2 separate regions of the Homo sapiens genome follow, and region 1 is linked to region 2. The links are chromatin loops, found by intact Hi-C in ENCODE. Cell type or tissue: endothelial cell of umbilical vein. All regions are shown on one strand. Region 1 has its middle 240 kb from the start of P2RY1. Region 2 holds the start of P2RY1 (purinergic receptor P2Y1).

Region 1 (2,500 bases), 240 kb after region 2:
GAAGGGAGATGGGTTGGGGCCGTTTTATAAGATTTGGGTAGGTAAAGGAAAATTATAGTCAAAGGGGTTGTTCTCTGGTGGGCAGGAGTGGGGGTCACAAGGTGCTCAGTAGGGGAGCTTTTGAGCCAGGATGAGCCAGGAGAAGGAATTTCACAAGATAATGTCATCCATTAAGCCAGGAACAGGCCATTTTCACTTCTTTTGTGGTGGAATGTCATCAGTTAAGGCAGGAACTGGCCATCTGGATGTGTACATGCAGGTTACGGGGGATATGATGGCTTAGCTTAGGCTCAGAGGCCTGACACCTACTGTTCCATATTCAGATGCTGATCTGTTCTTTATATGAAGTTGCTCCCAGGGTGTCAAAGTAAGGGAACCAGCTCCTGTAAAACTCAATCTGCAGATGATTCTCAAACACAAAACCCTTGCAAGTCTTCCTCTGCCAGCTCAGAGACAGTTACAGTTTCAGGAGAGCCATGTAGGATGATTCTTTGGTTTATCAGAAAATAGTTAAGCCATTTGTATTGATAGAGCAGGCATCATGCCAGTTGAAACATTCTTACACAACCCAGCCACTCTGGATGATTTGTACATCTTGGATCCAGGCACAATAAGCAGCTTAACTTGGAGCTGAGAAATGAAAACAAAGGATGTGGTCTCGCTGTGGCTCCCTGACCTCAGGGATCTGTATGGTTTCCATGATTATAAATTATCTAAGAAGAAGTTGAGTTCTAGGTCCAGAGAAATTATTCCGAGCAGCAGGAATATACTGACTAAACTGATGCACCAAAATGTCAGATAGTTCCTCTGGTTTTGTTTCTTTTTAAATGTTGTTGTTGTTAGGGTTATTTTTCCCTCCACAAGTCACTTTTTGGCTTGGCAAAAATGAACTGCAGACTGTAGAATATCAAGGAAGTGAGATCTGAGTCTTCCAGCTGTGTTGCTTTAAAGGATTCAATTAGAGCACAAATGAGCTCCACGCACATATTTGGGCAGTGCAAAGTTCACTCTCAGGGGGTGGGACCTTGCTAAAAGAACTCATTCTGCTTTGGCTGATAAGAAAATGTGCTTCCTGTTTCTCTTCAAGGACAAGAAACTTAAAGTAAAATTTTAGCCAGCATCAGAGAGCTATGACACTTTCACTTCCTAACTTGAGACTTAGGACTTGCTGTTTGAAAAGCTACATTTGAGAGAAAGAGCTCGAATCTTTGGCTTCTTCCATCTTGCTATGAAGAAAAGGAAAGAGATTTGTGGTCTCCATTCTCTCCCTGACACCAGACTAAAAGATTCCTTGGAATAATCAGAACTGAGAAATATATTATACTTTATTCACTTAACCCTAGATCAATTATATTACCTCTTTTCTTTCTTTCTTTCTTTCTTTCTTTCTTTCTTTCTTTCTTTCTTTCTTTCTTTCTCTCTCTTTCTTTCTTCTTTCTCTTAGTATTTTTTAAATAATTTATTATTATTATTATAATTTGAAACAGGGTCTCACTTTGTCACCCAGGCTGGAGTGCAGTGCCATAAGCCTAGCTCACTGTACCCTCAACCCTCTGGGATCAAGCAATCCTCCCACCTCCACCTCAGCCTCCTGAGTAGATGAGTAGCTGGGACTACACATGTGTGCCACCACACCCAGCTAATTTGTAAAAATTTTGTAGAGACAGGGTCACACTGTGTTGCTCAAGCTGGTCTCAAACTCCTGGAATCAAGCAATCCCCCCACCTCAGCCTCCCAAAGTGCTGGAATTACAAACATAAGCCACTGTACCTGGTCTGTGTTACCATTTTCATAGTAAAATATTTTTACCACAAAGCTAATTTATCACTAAATATACTCTGTTCTCTTATAATGAACATGTGTCATTCTTTTTGTATGCCCAGCATACATCTTGCTTTTTTTGTGTAAGGAATTTTCTACCTTATGAGTGTGGGTGGGAAACAGTGACCTCTTCTTGTAAATTTGTTTGAGTTCATTGTAGATTCTGGATATTAGCCCTTTGTCAGATGAGTAGGTTGCGAAAATTTTCTCCCATGTTGTAGGTTGCCTGTTCACTCTGATGGTAGTTTCTTTTGCTGTGCAGAAGCTCTTTAGTTTAATTAGATCCCATTTGTCAATTTTGTCTTTTGTTGCCATTGCTTTTGGTGTTTTGGACATGAAGTCCTTGCCCACGCCTATGTCCTGAATGGTAATGCCTAGGTTTTCTTCTAGGGTTTTTATGGTTTTAGGTTTAACGTTTAAATCTTTAATCCATCTTGAATTGATTTTTGTATAAGGTGTAAGGAAGGGATCCAGTTTCAGCTTTCTACATATGGCTAGCCAGTTTTCCCAGCACCATTTATTAAATAGGGAATCCTTTCCCCATTGCTTGTTTTTCTCAGGTTTGTCAAAGATCAGATAGTTGTAGATATGCGGCATTATTTCTGAGGGCTCTGTTCTGTTCCATTGATCTATATCTCTGTTTTGGTACCAGTACCATGCTGTTTGGGAAAAAAACAAA
Region 2 (2,500 bases):
ACTTCGCAGGTACTCGTCTGAGGTGGTGTCGTAACAGGTGATGGTTTTGTTTTTGCGGACCCCGGTACCTGAGTAGAAGAGGATGGGGGAGATCGCCACCACCACAATGAGCCACACCAGCACGCTGATACAGATCGCATTCTTCTTTTTGAGCCGGCCCAGGGACTTGAGGGGGTACACCACACCGCTGTACCGGTGGGCACTGATGCATGTCAGAAACAAGATGCTGCCATAGAGGTTCACATGAAAGATGAACCTCTGCAGTTTACACATGGCATCCCCGAAGATCCAGTCTGTTTTATTGAAGTAGTAGAAGATCAGGGCTGGCAGAGTCAGCACGTACAAGAAGTCGGCCAGAGCCAAATTGAACATGTACACGGAGATGCCGCTCCAGGGCTTCATGTGGAAGACGAACATCCAGATGGCCACGCTGTTGCCCAGGAAGCCGATGATGAATACCAAGATGTAGACAGCCGGCAGGTAGTAAAACTGGAAGCCCGTCTTGGTCAAGGCGCATTTGAACGACGAGGAGACGGCGGCAGTGGAGGCGACCGTGCTGTTCCCCCAGGACGAACCCGGACCGGCCAGGAAGGCAGCGTCCGTCCCGTTGGGGACAGCCGGCCACAGCACCTCGGTCATTCTCTCCTCCTCGACTTAGGCGGCGGCTCCGAGGGGTAGGAGGCGGCGAGAGGGCAGCGGCGGCCAGGGGCGCAGCAAGCATCGGAAAAGCCAGCGAGCGGAAGGGAGCAGGCGAACTGGATCCCCGCGGGAGGGGGCGCGCAGGGGCTCGCCCACGCCAGCTCTGGCCCCGCGTTCGCCGCGGGCCATGAAATCCGCCCCGGGCCGCCACCGAACTGGGCTATCGGGCAAGCCAGCAACTTCTCCGTCCGCTGGCAACGCCGAGCTTACACAACAGGGCGCGCAGGGAACCGCCGCGGATAACTTTCCGACTGCGCTTTCCCGAGGGGCCGCGGGTCCGCGCTGCAGAGCGCGCCAGAGGCGCAGCGAGGTCAAGGGAAACTCGCTCTGCAGGGCTCTAGCTTGGGGAGGCTGCTCCCCAGCCTCCTTGGCTCAAAGATCAACTTAATTGGGGGCATCTTCCTCCTCCCTACCTTAGAAACGTGCAGCTCAGTTTCGGGGCGTCTAACCGCTTCCTCCGCCCACCCTGAGCTCAGCTCCTGGCAGCCATCGGAGCGCGCGTGGCCGCAGACTCGTGCGCTTCTGCAGCGCGTCCCGTTCGGCGTCCGCGTAGTTCAGGAACCCCTTCCCCAGGCCCAGCTCTGTCCGGAGTGCCGGGGTTAGGCGGGAGAGCGGAGCTCCCTAGAGGGTGGGCGGAGTTTGGGCACCGGGGCGAGTCCGCACTCCGCGGGGAGGCGAGGGGCGTGCCTCCGCCGAGCTCGCCCAGCAGCCAGCCCGCGTCCTCCAGGGCGCAGTGGGAAGCAGGAGGCGTCTTCTGGGGAGCAGGTCTCCGCCGAGGCCGAGTGTGTTCAGCCTCTGCCGGCACGCTGCTACCGGAGTCGGCGGCGAGGGAGAGGGGTGCGCTCCAAGGTGGCTGCTGGCAGGCGATTGGCCCGCGAGCGCTCCTTCCCTCTTCCGCCAGCTATCTCGGCAAAGTGAAGTTGCTGACACACAGGAAACCCTTCCGACCGCTTAGAGCCTTCTGCCTACAACCCCAGAGCCGACCAGTCCGTAGCAGGAGCCTCTAGGGCCCTCGAGAACCACGCCAGGTGTTTTCAAGCTCCAAGCAGCCAGGAGTCCCTAGCTGGGAACGCCTGTCATTGCAGAGCGTCTAGCTTTGCCGGGACCGGATTTCTGGCACATGCAGGAACCTGCTATTCCAAGAGGGCGCGAGCCTCCAAAGGAATGAGGGTTGGGAGAGGAGTGGAGAACTCTGTTTCGCCCTTCTTACCTTTTTTTTTCTTTTTTTTAAATTCTAGTACTGTTTTTTCTTAATTACCCAAATGCTAATAAACCCACGTCATTAATAACATCAACGTGAGAATTTCCAAAATAGTCTTGTGAAGATATTACTAGTCCATATTGCACATTGCTTCAGCTCAAATTTGTCGTCATAGATACTTAACACCTATCAGACAAGACAAGCTCCCCAAATCCTCCTGTTCAGTACATTTAAAGATCAGAAGCTACAATGAAAAAAAAAAATTCGAAATTTATCCCTTTGAAAGTAATTTGAATGCCAAATGCAATACATTTATATTGATAGACGTAAAAGACGGTTATAATTCCAAAGTGACTAAGGTATGGTTTTGGTAGGGGGTGGCGGGGGGAGGGGGGTATTTCCAATTCTATTTCTTTAAGTTAAAGTGATTAGTTACAATTACCTCTAGTATCTTAAAAATACAGACTTGGGACTTCCTTAATTACTACATTTACTGACAAACTCGTTTTCTTGCCTTGAATGTAAATTTTAAGCAATGCACTTCAAAAATGTATTTGAGCAAGTTTAATTGGAAACTAAATGAAATATTAGCTGTTCAGG

The links. Peaks named below come from ENCODE experiments on the same cell type or tissue, not always from the same donor. Only the 100,000 strongest peaks of a DNase experiment are listed, where the experiment ranks them.
Region 1: a loop joins it to region 2, with 5 times the contacts of the local background. A loop is called at or near these places in 3 of 110 quality-filtered maps.

Annotation. Positions count from the first base shown.
Region 1 is chr3:152,594,820-152,597,319 of GRCh38, reverse strand. No RefSeq gene overlaps it. Among named protein-coding and RNA genes, the nearest start is that of P2RY1, 240 kb to the left of the region's middle. RefSeq lists enhancers at 1-484, 848-947. In endothelial cell of umbilical vein, no CTCF peak of the experiment used is centred here; DNase peaks (open chromatin) are centred at 659 and 939; H3K27ac peaks cover 1,600 bases.
Region 2 is chr3:152,833,922-152,836,421 of GRCh38, reverse strand. It overlaps P2RY1 (purinergic receptor P2Y1), which reads right to left and starts at 1,291. Exons shown (of 1, transcript NM_002563.5): 1 at 1-1,291. The coding sequence starts at 639. RefSeq lists silencers at 328-622, 1,335-1,384 and an enhancer at 1,055-1,154. In endothelial cell of umbilical vein, a CTCF peak has its summit at 971; DNase peaks (open chromatin) are centred at 971 and 1,491; H3K4me3 peaks cover 1,760 bases.